Linked DNA regions of Mus musculus: all the other regions are linked to region 1. A link is a loop called in an ENCODE intact Hi-C map of the cell type or tissue named here. Cell type or tissue: heart. All regions are shown on one strand. Each heading gives the region's core, and the rest is flanking DNA. Links, peaks and the distances in the headings are about the cores only. Region 1 overlaps Sorbs2 (sorbin and SH3 domain containing 2). Region 2 overlaps Sorbs2 (sorbin and SH3 domain containing 2). Region 3 overlaps Sorbs2 (sorbin and SH3 domain containing 2). Region 4 overlaps Sorbs2 (sorbin and SH3 domain containing 2).

Region 1 (4,565 bases), core at 199-4,198:
AAATCTTGACTGAGCTCAGTGATTAATTTCTGTGAAACGTCTTTAGATTGAGTACACACTGCCCAAGTAAGAAAACGTCAAGTTGAATTTTAGTTTTCCGTGTGGCTTTGAGTCTTACGATGGCCTCAGCATCATGACGGCTTTTCTGAGATCAACCCATAGAAGTTCTACAAGTACACACCCTCCAAAATGGTCCTATGTACATTGGAGATTATTCTATGTCTGGAATCCTAATATTTGACGCTTTGAATGAGAGCAATTAACACCAAAAGTATTTTGATCAACCAAGGAAGGTTTTTAGATCCTGACCTTGATCAGCTTTGTTTCTGAGGTCACAGATTTTCTGAAGAAAGCATTGCAAAACTACTCACCCCCTCTCCTCCCTCCAGTATCCCTGCACACACCCACAATCACACAGGCATACACACACACACTCATGCTCACCCTTTAACGACCAGGTCTCATTAAATTGTTCACGTACACAGCAGCTCTGGGTCTGTAAGCCTTTCTGAGAGAAGCTGACTTCCCCGACTACTCCTTCACTCTCAGTTTACATTACAAGGAAGAGGAGCAAACGTTTCAATGCTTACAATGGTCCCTATGAGTATATCAATTGAGCAACCGCGGGAGGGGGGAGTCTGGGGAAGTTTATTATTTTTCCACCAATATATTTGACACCACCTTTGGAGAGTGAACAAAGGCACACTGTCAAGAGGACAGACCTGGACAAAATGTTACTGTTTGTTCTTCACAAGCACAGAGGTATATTTAAGCAAAGAAAGACATTCCATAGCTCCCTTGGGACTTCCTTCCTTTGGCTGAATTATGCCAGCATGTTCATGCCACTCTGTTCAGACCTTGCTGGAATTTAAAATGCAGGCTACTGTTTGCCAATGCTTAAATACTGCATCTACAGAAATCCATATTAGACTTCCACTTGTTCTCAAAACATCATGGAATAAATAGAAAGAAATGTGTATACACATGAAATTACAGTAGAGGCTGCGGAAATAAGAAATGCCCTTGTTTGACAGCTTCTGTACTTATACAACAAAGCCTCTAAAGTCCAGAAGTCACCTGGTTTGGGATTAGGTTTCCAATCCAGGCTTGCTGACACGCACAGAACTTTTGGCAAACATGGGCCAGGTTTTGAGCGAAGCTGGGTAGAATGCTTCATTCATGTGGAGCCTATGTGAAACTCGGCGGCCTCGGCTAGGTTCCTCCTTGAGTTTCACGTTCAAATAGTCCAATGTTTCAAAGGAAAGTTAAAACACAGGGGCATGAAGGAGGAGGGCGAAACAAGACATCCGATGGCTCGTCGGGATGGGATTGCAGTTTGCTGTCTTGCAAACTTACGCCTTCCGGTGTCTTTGATTTTGCCTCTATACTAATAGCAGCTCTAGGCACGAACATGCACCTGGCATGCTCACCAAACCTTCCCAGTGCTAACAGGGGCAATCCCTGATCCCTCAGAGATCCTTGGAAGCCATGAAGCCCTGAACAGGGGGACTCGAAGTTTGACTGTTCCCAGAAATTAATGATGTAGATTCCAAGAGGTGAAGGAACACGGCAATGCTGCTGACCTGTCCCCAGCTTTCCCTACAATAATCCGCATTCTCGAAGGGAGAACTCCATGCGCTCCTACTTGGGGAGGAACAGTCCCGAAATGTTCCCCCTCCCTCTGCCTCCTTCAAGTCCTGTCTGGTGGCCACTGGCTTCCTTCCTTTACAAGGTTCACGGAACAGACTGTCAGCTCCGAGGAGCCACAGCCGGAGACCTCACAGCCTGCCTGACTGGCTCAGGCTCCTAGCCTCCAGCAGAAGAGGAACGATATTCAGTTCTTGGAGTAGAATTGAGAAGGAAGCAAACACATTCATTATGTATGAGGTTTTGAACGTGAAGATAATAACGAGGCTGATTAATGATTAGAAAACACGTTAACATTTGTCTGTTTTAGGAACCACTTCTTATTTTGTTTTTCTCTTACATTCCTTATCCCATTCATCAAAAAAAAAAAAGTTTCACTAAAACTTCTGGCCTCTTAAGATTTTTTTTTTTTTAATTTAACTTTTGGTTTTCTTGTGTCTTTTTCTTTTGTCTTATTGGGTATGTTACTCAAAAGATCACTATGGCATTTAAATACTTGGGGGTGTTTGTTTGTTTGTTTGTGTTTGTTTTGTTTGTTCATTTTAACCAAACCTCTTTTGGTAGAAAGCATCTTGAAATACTAAGGGTTTCAGTACTCATAAAAAAGCAACAATTAAGCCTCAAGTCAGGTGGTAATTTGGGGAAGCAGGGCACTTAAGTGGGGGTTGACGGGACTGGGTCTGTGAACTGTCTTTCCTACTTGCTTTTAGACATCTTGAGTTGTGAGATCAGTAGCTCTCAACCTGTGGGTTGTGATCCCTTTGTGTGTATGTCAGCGGGTGGTGGGGGACACCACTCTTTCACAGAGGTCAGCTAAGACTATTGGAAATATCAGACGTTTTCATTATGATTCATAACAGTAGCAAAATTACAGTTATAAAGTAGTGGAGAAAATAATTTTCTGATGGGGGTGAGGTCACCACAACTTGGGGCTACTGTGTTCAAGGGTCACAGCATCAGGAAGGCTCAGAACAGCTATGTTAGGAAGTCAGCACGGTAAAAGAGCTTTGCCAGAAAAAAAAAAAACTTTTTAAATTAAAGGTTCCTTTAGAAATAAAGTCTAAAGCATAACGGCAGGAGAACCCAAGCCAGTAAATTATCTGAAGGAATTGCTATCAAAGCATTAAGGAAAAAAAAAGTCCTTTTTACTGAACATAGTAAATACTCACAATCAAAGTAAATGGTATGTTTGAGGCTAAAGTCCACAGATCAAAGTACTTTGCAAAATGTCAAGTGCAAAGCAGAAGGAGGTGGGAAGGAGGCGAGCCAGAAAACTATCCATAAAAAAAGTTTACTATCGCAGTAGAGAAAAACCTGTCAGAAAATCTACCTCACACAAGAGTAGCTTAGATAAGATTCAGCTCCGGTAAGGGATTCTCAAAATCAGTCACCCCAAAAGTGCACTAGACATATAAAAACCCAATAGTGATCAGAATACTGAAATCCCCTAAACAACGTCTCATTCCACACCAGCAGTGACTAAAACAACATTTAGTGGGGACCGCACTCTTCTGCAGCCGCCTTGTTGTCCATCAAGACCAATCACTAATGTGCTGTCTTTGCCCTGGTGGGCTTCGTTTTGTTGGCTTTAAAGCATGCCTTTAGAAAGTTAAAATAAAAAGTAGTCTATACAATGGAATGACGGTGTCTACAGGTCTTCTCAGCTCTGTGGCAGTCACGCCTAATGAAAACTCTGAGACAGTGCTCAGCCTCTGTCAGGTCTGTATGCATGCAGCCACCGCCACAGGGACAGAGGGCTTTAGGCAAAGTTTACAACCACACTGACAAAATGCCTACTGCAACTGCCACATCCCGACACACTCGGCGTTTACCTGGGAATCCCTCGGCCTCCGCTGATGCTTATTAAAAAGTTAGTTTAGAGACACTAGTCAACAACCACACAGGAAAGCAAGTTATTCCCCGAATAAAAACCTTACCTAGAAGAGGCCGAACTCCTCAGTTGCTCCAACAGAGGAAGTAGGAGTCGCTGGCCTTTTACATGTAGAGAGTGTTTATTTAGCCCTTTTTAAAAGGTCTTGACCTCCAGAGGTTTAAGATTAAGTCCAATCCAAGCGTCTGCAGGGAGGAAAAGGAGATGGGGGTCAGGAGAAAACGCAATGAGAGAGGCAAAGAATCTCAGCTGCTGGGTGGTGCTCATTTGAGCTATTTTCAGCATTGCCAGCAGCTGGACTTGTCTGCAAAGGGATGAAAATGCCTTGCCCGTTTCACCACCCCCACTCCATGGGGGGGGGGGAGGCGGACCAACACAAACCAGGAAACCCACAACAACTTGGTTCATTGTGCAAATATTCATTGAAATTTTGAGGAAAACTGCCAGCGCTATTGAAAACACCACACACACACACACACACACACACACACACAGAATCTTAAAGGAACACTGTACCTTGGTCCAACCGTGATGTTTTCTAAAGGGTTTACCCGATCAGTAGGAAGTAAGATGCTAAGGTCTATTGATGAGGGAGACTTCTGATTATCTCCTTGCCAGCTCACAACCGGTCTTAGTGCAACATTTTAGATCTCAGGTAGCAACATCAGCTACTGGCCTCTTCTTAAGACCACAGGCAAATGGTTTCTTTCTAGAACACACCTACATGTCCACTTTAACTATGCTATTTTTGAAAGCTACTGGGTTAAGCTGATGACATGTCTTATCTGCTGGCTGAGACTGGGGGACTATTCAGTGACATGAAGCAGAGAGGCTTCTGCCTCCCAAAGCCCAGTGGAAAAAGATTCATTCACACCAGGTCACCAACCACGACAGACAAACTTCGGACTTTTATTTGGTTTTCAGAATGAATAACCACAATCTAGAAGTTGTATTTCTATGTTCCCTCCTTTAGCATTTATGGGGCAAGCATCTCTCAGCTCACTAGGAGCTCTGGGAATGCAAAACT
Region 2 (4,565 bases), core at 143-4,142, 72 kb before region 1:
GGCGCAGATTAGTCTGGAAGGCATCAAATTCCTAGAGTGTTTGAATGCAGCTAGAAGACAGCAGCACTTCAAGTATTTTCTTAAATTGGAATTGAACGGGGGCCAAGATTATGACAATGTACTATGAAATAGAAATAATTTACCCGAAGAAGGCAGTCTACAGAACAAGAGCCTGGCGTATTAACGGGTCAAAATAATTTTTATGAGTTATGTGGGCTGGATTTGCTTAAATTAGTTTTTTACAAAGCTGATAGAACAAAGCAACATATATATTATATTATATTATATTATATTATATTATATTATATATATATATATATATATTATATACCAGTTCAGGATATGCATGGGAATGAGTTTGTTTTATCTAGAGGTAGGACTAACTTTGGTTTTCAGTTATGTGTATGGCAATGGATTGGATTGCTTGTTAATACTTCAGCAATGACATGACATAACGTCAAACATCTAGTGAATTGTACCCAACTGTCTTTCCCTTATTATTATTGTTATGGAGAACAGAGTGGCCCTTTGTTTTCAAGGTGCATCAAAGACGAGACTGCAACTTTTTTCTTTTGAGTTGGGGTCCTGAGAGGTTTGATCACACCTGCACAGCAACAAAACTGTGGACACAGACATAACTATGCTTGAATTTGTGATTGCTGTTATTATTGTGATTAGTCGTCACAAGCCATCCATTCTGAAGAAAATCAGAAACAACATCTTTCCCCCAGTTTTACCCAGGAATTCTATGTCAGTCATGTTATTTTTATAGAACTGAGTTAACTATCAAGGTCATAGATCAAGTGAGAGAGTTAAACTTGAACTGAAATTTAAAGTGATCTGAAATTTAAAGTGGCTTTGGTTTTTTTTTGTTGTTGTTGTTATTTTTTTCCCCCCATTGGATAGTTTTAATCACCCAGACTGATATAGCTGTTGTGAAGTAACATACTGGTACTTTATGTATTATTTAGATGCAAGTACACTGATAGCCTACAGTGGGAAGACGCTGTGGGACGTTAGACTGTTGAGAGATGATCTTAAACATGAGGATGGGAATACTCTGCACATTAAGGATCTACAGCAGATTCTAACTTGTACTATTTTTGTGTTCTGTGAAACGACCGCTTTTGCGTCCCACTTTCTGATTAAAATGCCCTAAGAGATCAATGCCCTTTCCTTTTTCTCTCTGACCATGGCATGATGATAAGTATTCAAAACTGCTGAAATAGTTCACCCCTCAATTCCTTCTCAATTACAGCCAAATGGCTTAATTCACGCTGACATTTAGCATCACTTACTTGCAAGAATATGTCAACATGCTACTCTGAGATATTTACAAGAAAAGACCGATCAGTTCATTTTGTCTTTTACAGTTCCTGAGTTTTGAAAAGCAAAACCACACCTTAACTGCCTTTCTGAACACTTCCTATAAATTGTTCCCCCACATGAGACATCAACTCCTCTGCCTCCAAGTGGGCGGGCACAAAACTCATCACAGTAGATAGTAAGGGCAGGATGTTCCCTGCCTAGGAATGCTGCCTCCCACAATTATTGAGCTAATGGGCCTTGATGATGGGCTCATAGTATAAATAAGGCAAACTAGACACTGCAGTGGGGATCAACATCATTTTTGGGAATGAGGAGAAATAATGACAAGCACTAAAGAGGCAAAAGGTCACAGAGCCATAAAAACAGTGATTTTTATAAGAACATATATCATTCTTTTAAGTCATATTAATCTGCCTGATACTTGGGGAAAAAAATCTAAAACAAAATCATGGGTTGAAGGAATTCTGTAAATGCTCTTTTTGGGTTGTTACTACGTGAGCTGTTCAAAACACAACTTTTCCTAAACACACGTGCCCAAAGACATATTGAAGAAAAAAAGTCAGCAACAGGCAGGTAAGACTGGCTGGTATTTTTCCAATACTTCAAAGTCAGCATCACAGGTTGAGGAGATGGCTCAGTTGGCAAAGTACCAGGTGCAACAACACTGGAGCAGACCGGTGGGGCTCTCAGACCAGTCGGTCTTGCCCACTGATGAAATCAGGATTTAGTGAGAACCTGTCCTAAAAAAGGTGCAAAGTAACTGAAGAGGATACCAGTGTTAACCTCTGGCCTCCATAGACAGGTGTCATAACACACTGGTATGTGCATGTGCACAAATGCCTATACCACATATAAGTAGATACACCCTACACATACACACATGAAGTCAGCCAAATACTCTAAATAAATATTGATTTTATTTTGCCTGGTTCCATGAAATATTGCTTCAGTGTCCTACTTTCCTACTGCCACTTACTGTTATAACCCTTTCAGATAATTAGAGGATACCTCTAAATGCTTTAATTGCACATTTTCCCCTAAGACAACCATTTGTTCAATGTAACAGTACAGTTCTAGGAAAGTTACACAGGCTTACGTTACATAAATCAAAAGTCAAATGGACTCTTCATGAAAATAAAGATTCCCCAAGGGTGAGATGGTGAGTCAGGCACAGAAAGATTATATACACTGCATTAGAATAGTCCCACTATTCAGGTGACTGTGACCTGAGCAGTACTGGAAGGATGGTGCTGTGGTTTGAATATAGTTTGTCCCTCCTAGAGCTTCATGTATGAGATTTAAAATTCACTGTGGGCTGTCAAGAGTGTAGAAACTTCCACTGTGGTGTTTAGAGGTGGACTCTTTAGGTGAAGTGATTAGGATTACATAAGGCCATTAGAATGGAGCTTGCACAATTGAATCCTGATGGCTTCCTAAGCGGAGGGAAACAGATCCGAAGTGTCACAGACAATACACATAGTCTTTGTCTCTTGCCATATGTCAATCTAAGCTGCTTCCTTTAAACTTGAAACATAAGTTAAAGTAAGCACCGCTCTTTACAATTTCCCATTCTGTGATACTGCATTGTTTGTCACAGAAGACATGGGGAGGCGGGGCAAGGAGGACTGGATTCAAAGCAGGTCAACTTTGAAGCACCTATACAGTGTATACCATCTATGACTATCATCTTCAACAGATTCCATGAGTCAAATATGACAGGTGAACAACATGTATCCCATTCACCAACATATAAAGTTTGTTAAAGCAGACCTTTACCTTTGGCCATGTTACAAGAAAATATCTAGTACTTCCCAAAAGGATACAGGGCATTATTGTGTTACTTCAGATCGAGGCAAACTAAATGGTTTATCAGATGATCTGTAAGCATTCTCCAATCTCCCATCATCCCACCCCACGTTGGCAGCTTGTTGGAACTGAGAGGAAAGTCTGCTGTCTGGGTGGGCAGCTTGTTCCATTTAGCTAGGACATTTTTCTTTTTACAAACATTGCCATAAATAAGATAAGACAAACTTCGAGAACCATTTGGAGCAGCTTAGCCCACTTAGCTTGACTACAGTCAAGACTACTAAAGCCAAAGAAAGTGGCATGAAAGATAGTGGTGATCAGTCTGACGGCTTAGGACCCTCAATGAGGGCTGAACGAGATGTTTATAAACATAATATCGTGAGCTGTGTGACCCATGGAAGAGTTTTAGCATCCTTGGTGAGACTGGCTTCTCTTTCTGTTACTGTGCAAGAAGCACATATTCCTCTCCTGAGTGGAGCATCCTTGATATTTTAAAATAACTAGTTTCAAAAGTTGTATACTTTGTAGAATTTCCCTCCTCCGTGAAGCTTTCCATCTTCCATTCTGGTTTTAATGTATTGATAGCACAAATACTCTGACATTAAAAACATTATTGCGTTTGGCTGGTCTAGTTTCCCATATTTCATACTTTACAGCATAAATTGAGATAAGCATTAAGTGTTTTACTAAGTGTATATTTTCCCCCCTAAATTCCAATCCTGTAATTTCTGTAAGAAAACAGATGTCGGAGGACAGATCTGTGAGGATTTAAAAAGAATGATTTTTCCAAGATGACAGAGCAACAAACCGACACTTGAGAGGCAGCTCAGCTCTCTGGAGTCTTAATAAAAATAAAACATGTGTTATTCTTCAAGGCATCCTGAACCCATGTTTGAAAACAAGCCCAAGCCCTCCTAAGCCTCCCAGCATAGTCGCAATTAAATTCTGGATCATGGGGGATACGGGAGAACACACAGTGTGAGAGGAATGTGTGATGGAGTCCCAAACTGGTTGATGAATAAGATGGAGACTGTTAACCTAGAACCACAGCCTTACTCTTCTGAGACAGAGAATACTGGCTGCCTGAGACAGATTACTTTCACGCAGCTACTGTGCAAACCCATATGGAAAGCGTTATTCTGGTTTCTCTGAGCCCAGGCCCGTGGCTATGGCTGCTTTTTCTAAGAAAACCCCAGAAATTTAAAAAGTATGTTTCTTCTAAAATACCTCTGCGGCAATGTTATGTTACCTAATTATGACTGTAAAATAATCCCCTGTATTCCTAATTGACTGTTAAAGACACAGTCACACGTTTCTTCTGAGTTAATACACCTGTTTCCTGAACACCTGAGAAAACATTCTCACAGCTTGGCGATGATGAGGTTGAGCGTCCAGTTCTAGTATTATTATAAATGTGCATTGAAATAAAA
Region 3 (4,565 bases), core at 184-4,183, 60 kb before region 1:
AATTTATAATCACCATGGAAACAAACTTCTGGGCATATCTTTGCAGGAAATTTTAGACGGAGATAGAGATTGGTAGACCTGCCCTGAATGCGCATGGTTCCATTCCGTGGGAAGGAGTCCTACACTACATAAAAATGGGTCCTGCACTAAACAGAAAGATGAGCTGAGCACAAGCAGTCATCGTTGCCAGCCTTCTGACTTCATATTCAGTATGGCCAGTTACCTCTTCAAGTTCCTGCAGCCATGGCTTCCACATCATGATAGGGTATGCTTTCAAATTGTGAGAAAAACAAACAAACAAACACAAAACAAAACAAAACAAAACAAAACAAAGCAAGAAAAAAACCCTCTTCCTTCCTTAAACTGATTATTTTTCCAGGTACTTCATCTCATCAGCAAGACAAGTAACATATATATGTGTATGTATATGTGTATATGTATGTGTATATATATATGTATGTATACATATATATGTATGTATACACCATATCACCTCAGTGAGTTCTGAGTCAAAGCACCACAAATGTAGAGCAGGGAGACGAAGCATCTTGCTGTTCATCCACCTTCTCTCCCATTTTTACCCCTCAGCGTATTTTCTCATTACTTCTGCCCCACTGCTCTCTTTTCTGTATTCTGATCAATGGAAATTCTCAACATATGTTGGGGTTTAGGCAATCACACTAGTCAGTAGATTTTTATTTTTAAAGGGCAGTTGAGCTAAACTGTAGCTGTTTGATCATTCATAAATCACTATCCTCAGAATGTCAGGCTTGGAATAACAGCTGCCTATTTACATACATATTTGTGCATGTCAAATAGGCACATGACCCAGATCTTTGGTCCACCTGCTATCACTCTGTAAAAAGCATCACCATTGCTGAATCTAGTGGCCCAGGCTTGAAATATCAGTACTCAGGAGGCAGGGCAGGAATGTTACAAGTTCAAGTCTAGCCTGGGCTCTGGAGTGAGTTTCAGATCATCCTGGGGCCTCGATGAGATCTATCTAAAAAGGAGGAGGGAGGAGGAGGAGGAGGAGGAGGAGGAGGAGGAGGAGGAGGAGGAGGGTGGTACTGGAGATGCAGGAATATAGTTCAATGGTAGAGCACTTTCTAGAATGTACTGCCAAAAATTTTACTGCTTTCCAGCCTCAAAAAGCATTGACATCATATTTGACTCATAATTGCTATTACCATGTTCATTTGTGGTCAAATCTTATAATGTTGTGTATATCTAGAACTCACAACTATGCAAATTTAACTTCTCTGTGAGCATCTTCTAGCTTGCCTTGACTGTTTTAGTGCCTCACGACTGGTTTCCCTTCCTCTGCTTGTACCTGCATGTGTTGTATTCTGATTCTGGAATATTCTGAGAGAGGTGGCTGTAACATGATAGAGAATAATCATTTTGTTCAAAGGACTCCAACTCATGGTCCCATCTCCCATCCTCTAGGCCCATGGCTACCACTCTTGCTCCCTGCCCAGTCTGTTCTAGGATCTGGAATACTTCACTGTTGCTTGCACATACCAAGCCCACTACTATCCCAGCGTTTTCCTCTCGGCCCAGAGTACTTCCATCTATCACCAGCTTTGTCCTTTAGTCGCCCGGCTTAATGCTCAGATGCTACCTGCCTTAGTTACTTTTCTATTCCTGTCATAAAACACCGTGGCCAAGGCAAGCTATAGAAGGAAGAGGTTATTTGGGCATAACGGTTCCAGAGGAATAAAAAATCCATTATAACGGGACATATGGTAGCAAGTTGAGAGCTCACATCTTTAAACCACAAGCACCAGGCAGAGCTAGCACATTGGAAGTAGACAAAGCTTTAAGCTCTCAAAGTTCACTCCCATGGACATTCTCCCTCCAAAGAGGCTGCACCTCTTAAACCTCCATAAATAGTGTCAGTAATTGGGGACCAAGTGTCCAAATAATCAAGACTATGGGGGACATTTATGTACATATCACCCTACCAGAGAGACCATTCCTGGCCACCCCATATAAATAGCCAATTTCTTTATTTCCACTATTCTTTGGGAGTTTTCCTGCAGAGCACTCTTCCTGCCTTGAGGGCTTACATGTTTGTTTATGATCTCATTTTCATCGACACAGCAGGGGCCTCCATCAGGAGAAGGTGATTCAGAGGCAGGAAACACAGTCATAGGGTGGAACCCACGGGGAGGAAAAGCCCTTGTTCTGGTATGGCTCCACACTGGGCAGTCGTGGGGAAAGAATGAGTACGGTGAAGTGCTGAAGTCAAGGTTTCTTTTCCGTTTAGGAAGTTCAAGGAGATAGTCATTTTTAGCACCAGGGCAACTCTGGAAATATTACTGTGGTAGAGATGTGAGCCAGACAGTCTCAAAGAGAGTAGAACGAGTCTGTGCTCCATGATGTAACAAAAACAGTCAACATTGGCTGAGCACAGTGATGCAAGCCCATAATCCCGAGAACTTGGGAGGTGGAGGTCGGGAGAACAGAAATCCAAGGTCATCTTGATTATATAGTAAATTCAAGCATAGTTTGGGCTGTAAGAATTCCTGTCTCAAAGAAATGACAGTCATTGTGGCCCCATGTGTCATTAAAGTAGCAGCCTATGAATTAATTTTGCCACATGTTGATAGTGAACACCACTTTTTACCTTTTTTGTTTGTTTGTTTACATTTGTGAAATCAGACATTAATTGATCTACTTTTGGATTCTGACCAAGGGTATGAATTCAGTTAACATCAGAACAACTCTGTGCACCCCGAAACTACCACTTCCCATTGGGACCTTCATTTTGAATTCTGTAAGTGAAATATTAGTGACTATCACTGATCTTGAAGTGTAACGAGAAATTAGTTTTCTCAATTATAACAACTGTCATCCATTAATTGGGATAAGTTAATTGGCTACGTGCATGGGGTTAGAGCTTAACATCTAATCTTTTGGGGTTTTGTTAAAAGTACAAGTGATGAGATAGTCTCTTATTAAGCTAACACATTTGCATTTTAACAGACTTTTAATTTTTTTTCAAAAGGAATGCTTCTAACCATGCACAAGGTCAGCAGGTTGGATGCCATGATATTTTTGAGCAGTGTCTTGCAAAAACAAAACTTCAACCTGTGTCACCAGCCTCTCACTGCACCCAATGATTCCAATATTTGATGCATATCAAGGTCATACTTGAACTTCAGGATTACATTAAGCCAGCACCCAGCAGAATCACAGCAGTCTGTAAAATGTTAATACACTTCTGTCTGTATGTTAACTGCTTCAGGCTTTTTTCTCCTCATTTAGTCTCCTAAAATCTTCACAAAAACATGTTTTATGATAACAACAAAAAAGCAATGAATCTTGCAACCTGAATTCCTCAAACAGTGATTTTAGCGTTTATCTTATGGCATCTTTCTAACATTTGATTCTATGAAAAGATAAGGAACTGTATTGTGAGACTACAGATTAAAGGGCTTATAAATCATCTTGTTAAAGGTAAATAAATCATAATGGAATGTCTTATGATAGGCTTTAAGGCTTATAAAAAGTTTTCTCGTCAATGTATGTTAACATTTGCAAATAAAAGAATTTACTTAATCATAGTTAGTTTTAGAAATAGTTGGTTCTATAATTTGCCTAAACTGAGAGAGTTGATGTTAAGACTAACATCATTAGTATTTATTCTCTTACAATACTATAAGGTAGGATTATTCAAACAGAAAAGGAAGATCTTGAGGAAACTTTATCTCAGCATTAAATTTGTCTCCTGCAATCTGCAGCGTTTCCCTCCACAAACTACTCCTGAATTCTAAGGAAAGCATAACAAATTGGGGAAGGGCTTACAATAAGGCCCTGCCAAGCAAGGGGCAAAGGCGGCATCACCATTATGGGTAATGGTGTCTGATTGGATTAGAGGCATGTTCAATAGGAGGAAATTTAATTCCTGGTATGGTTATCCTTATTGATACCCCTTGGCTAAAGTCATAGGCCCTTGGGCTATTGATAATTTGCTAAATGGTCATGCTGTCAAATTGCTTCCCAGATATTCATGTTTGTATGTATAGACCTAGGCTGCTTTTAACCTTGGTCTGGGAATTTATTTTTTTCTTGAGCAGCAGTCACTGGAAAGATATGTAGCAAATCAAAGAGCTACAGATAGGAGACTGAGTGTTCAGCCCTAAACAATAATATCTATATTAATTCTGTTACCACCAAGCCTTAGGGAATATCATAGATAACAGGAAGATTGTAAGAACCAGAGAACAGTGAGGAGTTCTGTGATGTACAATCTTTACATATTACAGTCATAGACTCACAGAAGCTATAGTTGTTTGTGCAAGACCTGCACAGAATCAAGCTATTCAAGCCTTACCCTCTATCGAGGAGCTATTGTCAGTAACTGTGGGGGAATCGCCTATTGGTTTATTTTTATGCGATTATTTTGCCTACTTGTATGTATTGTATCATGTGCTAGTCTGGTATTATCAGAGGTCAGATGAGGAAAGCAGATCCCCTGGAACTGCAGTTATAGATGGCTGTGATCTACCATCTGGATGCTGGGAATTGAACCTGGGTCCTCTGCAAGAATAAGGACT
Region 4 (4,565 bases), core at 307-4,306, 52 kb before region 1:
AGGGCATAACTGCTCCATTGTCAACATGCCAAAAGGAAAAAAAACCCACTTACTTCCAGTAAGATATTAAGACACAGACTGTTTTGAACAAAAGGAGGAGATGCAGAGAGCCAAGAATGTGTCTGGTGTCAGAGCAAGGCTGTTTTGTTCTCCAATTGTGGTCCTGCATTCAACATATATTATTAGTTTTATGAAATTATCCAGTTGTTTACTAATTTCTTAACATAACAGCATTACACATAGGTATGAGAAGATGGGTACCTCACCACAGAAAATAAGTGCTTATAGATATGTGTAGCTTTAGGTCAATGGAGAGGATGTGACACAAACTAAGAAATACAAGCAGGTCAAGTGAGTTAAACTAGGAATAGAGAGGAAACATGAAAGGGAAAAGACCAGAGCTCAGTCTACTGCTTGCTGTGTGTACACTTACGAGAGACGTCATCTGGCTTTGCTCGTAGTCAGGACAGTACAGTGAATGAGGTGGCAGTTGCTTCCTAGCTGGCAGACATAGAGAGAGCCACTATATGTTGTTCTTCATCGGTTTCCACAGTCATAAGCAGGTGAGGATCAGAGGGAAGATAGGATGAGATGATGTACTCAACAGAAAGATCCCTGGCATAAAACCAAATAATACCCCCAGAGCTCGTGTCTCTAGCTGCATATGTATCATAAGATGGCCTAGTCGGCCATCACTGGGAAGAGAGGCCCCTTGGTCTTGCAAACTTTATATGCCCCAGTACAGGGGAATGCCAGGGCCAAGAAGTGGGAGTGGGTAGGTAGGGAAGCAGGGCAGAGGGGAGGGGTATAGTGAACTTTTGGGATAACATTTGAAATTTGAAATGTATATAAAGAAAATATCTAATAATAATAATAAAAAAAGAGTAGGCCAATTAAAAAAAAAAAAGACAGAAGCTGCTGTTTTCCCTGAACGCAATGCCATAGTAACCAAGTATGAGGATTGATCATACATAATTTCAAATGATGGCTTCATGTATTAATATAATTAGCATTATATTAACCAATATAGGAAAAGTTTGAGAAATCCAAGGGAAAACTGAGAACTGTTTGCTACATCATTAGTTCTTTTTCATTGCTGATTACTACTTTATTTAATAATTATAAATTTGTCATATATATGTATATATAACATGTTATATATATAGGTATATATGTATATATATACACATACACACACACACACACATACAATGTCACTAAATTTGGGCAGTTTTGAGTGTGTGTTCAAGGCTCTGTTTACTGCATCTAGGATTACTATGCTATTCTGAGAGTCAAGACCAGAAAGTGTTTTTTTCCATGAGCTTGACGTCCAGAGTGTGGTACTTAATTAGGTGGGTGCCTTCAGGTCACTCTCTACCTGTCCTGTGTGCACTTTTCTTCTTCATTTGCACAATGAAAGTCAAACATGTGCAAGAGTTCCGACACACTCCCTTTTTTTATAATATCATAAGGCCCGTCGTGAGCTCTCATCCCCTCTCAGTTTGGCTCAAAACTGACTGACAATGTGTAAACCTGCTACAAACCGAAGGCCTCTGGATGACAGACTTGGCCCTGCCAATGAGCCCAACTCTCTGCAGATGGACTGCTAGATTCTATGAAGCAGCAAGCTTGCCCGGAGACACTTAAGAAGAATCTGGTTTTCAGAAACTCACCTTGCCTATTGTCTGTCGGATCAAGACAATGGAGTAATGCATTAGGTAATATGCAGTAATGTTAACATCACAAACCAGTGGGCAGGCTGGAGTGTTATCTAGTCCATGGAAGCAGCAGGTAGGAGCTGCAGTTCTGAATTAAGTCAAGAATAAGCCAGGAAGAATGGAATAGCAGTCTTGCCTGTTTTACCGAGAGTCTCAAATCAGCGTGTAGTGTACACTACAATGAATTATTCAATGTCACCAGGCTAGGGCATTCTATACTAAGCCGATTTGAACAATTTTCCCCTTTCTCTGCAGCATTTGGTTATCAGTTTCATGACATCTAGAGTAACAGTTATACGGATCAATTTCTGCAACTCCATCCCTCAACCTACTTTTTTTTGTCGTAAATAAACCAAACCAAGGCAGAGGGCTAGAGCCCCATGCTCCAAGAATGTTTGTCTTGATATCTTGGTGACAAGCTGAATTTGGCTATGACTAGCTTAGCAGAAGGTGTTAGGTTTAGCTGTAAATGAGTAGCGCTTGACAAGGTGAGACATCTTCCTTCAATTGTTGAAACGGCCCAATGACGTTCCTAATTGACGTTTGGAAACAAAGCCCCAGTAGTACTGCACATAAAGTCTCTTATCAATTATAGTTAGGTTATGCAGCAGGGGAGGTAACATCCTCAGATTCCTAAACCTTCCCTTCTTACCTCTTATTTATAGGGATCTTAGCTAGACTCACGACTTTACCAGGCTCCGGTTACAGTTCTCAGGTTCTGTTGACCACATTTTAGCCAGTGGGCCTGAGAGGACGTCATGCGGGCCTTTTTCAAGAGACTACACTCTTTAAAGGAAAGGTCCTGCTTGCCTATTTTTTTGTCCTTTTCGTCTGGGTAGAATGTCAAATGTAGACTTTGTTTGGGTCTTAAGTGGGACCCAAAAGGACCAAAAGAGAAAGGGAGGGATTTTTGTTGTTGTTGTTTTGTTTTTGTTTTTGTTTTTTTTTTTTTTAAAAAAAGGCAGAGCTAAAACCATGAAGGAGGGCCTGCCAACTGTCCAGCTGCCTGCTTGCTCTGGGTCAGACATAACCACCCCCTTCCCGGAAACGGAGCCACTGTGGTGACCTGAGTGAAAGGCCCATGAGATTAGGCCTCTTCCACCACAGAGGTAGAGTGGCTTAGTAGGCTCCGAAGACTTCACGAATCACCAAAAGTCTTCCTGGGGTTCCCCTCTTCTCTGAGATTATATAAGAGATCAATTTTGTCTAGGATGAGACTTTTGGTGCTTCAGTTCCTTAAAAGTCACCCACGTTCCTGAAATTACCCCCAGTAACCTCACCAGCAACCCAGAAAGACTTCACTAGGACCCTTTTTTTTTTTGGTCTATCCTTGCCCTTTTTGTATGGAGTGACTAGGTGTTTACATCACCTAGGAAAAGTCACACAAGGCTGGTACACTAGCCCTATACTACCGGCATCTTTATTCACATGGTGGGCAACAAAGCTTTCTCTCGCTAACGCCTCTGTGGCTTTTAATGTCGAAAAGTAACTGAGCTTTTAGCCACAAGAAATGTATGAGCACAGGTGGAGGCTAGAAAACTCGAGCACTCTTATTAAATTTATATTTATGCCTCATTATAAGGAAACCGTCCCCAGTTTTATACCGAATTTCATTTTCCTTTAAAGCAGTGGTTTTTCTGACTTTCCTAATGCTGTGACCCTTTGATATAGTTCGTTCATTTTTAACAAAATCTCAAACATTTGATTTTATCAAGAGAAGCTTGGGAGGCAGATGCTGGGGTGAGGCAGAGAAAGCACCCAGCTGACCTTCCTCCTCAGCTGATATCCCCAAAGGAAGTTCTCCACCATGCTCAGAAATCCCTAACCTCCAGGTCCCTCCTTTCTACTTCCTGTGTGTCTCTTTACCTATCCTCCCCACTCCCTCTTGCTCTCTGTCTTCTTTTCCTATGTTCACTTCCTGTCAACTGGTTGCTGGCTCCGACTCTTGGCCTATGGTTGACTTTATTTAATCCTCCTGTTTACAGTAAACAGAAAGCTCTTGGATTAAAGGTGTGTACTAGGGCTGAGCCAACCACAACTAGAAACGGGTTCTTCAGGTAAATAACACAATCTTGGGGTTCACAGCTTGTTCAAATATCCTGCAACTCACTTCCTCATGTTGTAGAATTTTATGTTCACTGCTATTTTATACCTGTAATTTTGCTACTGTTATGAATTGTAATGTAGGGGCTGGAGAGATGGCTCAGTGGTTAAGAGTACTGCTGACTGCTCTTCCTGAGGTCCTGAGTTCAATTCCCAGCAACCACATGGTGGCTCACAACCAGCTGTAATGGGATCCAATGTCCTCTTCTGGTGTGTCTGAGGACAGCTACAGTGTACTCATATACATGAATTGTAATGTAAATATCTGATACGCAGGATATCTGGTACAGGATCCCTATGGGAGTTGCAACCCACATATTGAGAATCACTGATTTAAACTGCCATAGACTGACTTAGACATACTTCTGACCAGATGGTCAGTTAACAGAAGGTGCAGATGTAATTACTGTCTCTGATGTGGTCCCAGGTCATACTACACTCTCTTCCTTCCCCTCTCCCTCTCCTTGCCTTATGATATCCAGACAGACAGACAGACAAACTATACATTCCTTGAGAAGACCTAGGTCTTAATCCATTCCCTGAAGAGAGGGAGTGTGACATTAGCCACATTGAACCAGTGCTATGAAAGTTTAGGTTCTGACCACAGCACTGTCATGGCTCCACATGACTAGAGACACTCTAGTTTGCCTCCTGGCGTCAGGCTTCTCGATTTCACACTGCGGTGATCCACAGGTTCCTACTTGGTAGGACTGTGGAGAAGACAGTATGAGCCCGAAGGTAATC

What was found. Peaks named below come from ENCODE experiments on the same cell type or tissue, not always from the same donor. Only the 100,000 strongest peaks of a DNase experiment are listed, where the experiment ranks them.
Region 2: a loop joins it to region 1, with 1.9 times the contacts of the local background. A loop is called at or near these places in 3 of 42 quality-filtered maps.
Region 3: a loop joins it to region 1, with 1.9 times the contacts of the local background. A loop is called at or near these places in 3 of 42 quality-filtered maps.
Region 4: a loop joins it to region 1, with 2.0 times the contacts of the local background. A loop is called at or near these places in 3 of 42 quality-filtered maps.

The regions. Positions count from the first base shown.
Region 1 is chr8:45,657,961-45,662,525 of GRCm38, reverse strand. Sorbs2 (sorbin and SH3 domain containing 2) reads right to left here. Exons shown (of 24, transcript NM_001205219.1): 2 at 3,585-3,723. The region is part of intron 1 of Gm30635 (a long non-coding RNA gene); the gene reads left to right. Among named protein-coding and RNA genes, the nearest start is that of Gm51529, 19 kb to the right of the region's middle. In heart, for the core only: no CTCF peak of the experiment used is centred there; DNase peaks (open chromatin) are centred at 1,715 and 3,855; H3K4me3 peaks cover 4,000 bases; H3K27ac peaks cover 4,000 bases.
Region 2 is chr8:45,729,725-45,734,289 of GRCm38, reverse strand. The region is part of intron 2 of Sorbs2 (sorbin and SH3 domain containing 2); the gene reads right to left. The region is part of intron 5 of Sorbs2os (sorbin and SH3 domain containing 2, opposite strand); the gene reads left to right. Among named protein-coding and RNA genes, the nearest start is that of Gm30635, 53 kb to the right of the region's middle. In heart, for the core only: no CTCF peak of the experiment used is centred there; no DNase peak of the experiment used is centred there.
Region 3 is chr8:45,717,688-45,722,252 of GRCm38, reverse strand. The region is part of intron 2 of Sorbs2 (sorbin and SH3 domain containing 2); the gene reads right to left. Among named protein-coding and RNA genes, the nearest start is that of Gm30635, 41 kb to the right of the region's middle. In heart, for the core only: no CTCF peak of the experiment used is centred there; a DNase peak (open chromatin) is centred at 2,202.
Region 4 is chr8:45,710,407-45,714,971 of GRCm38, reverse strand. All of the region lies in intron 2 of Sorbs2 (sorbin and SH3 domain containing 2), which reads right to left. Among named protein-coding and RNA genes, the nearest start is that of Gm30635, 34 kb to the right of the region's middle. In heart, for the core only: no CTCF peak of the experiment used is centred there; no DNase peak of the experiment used is centred there.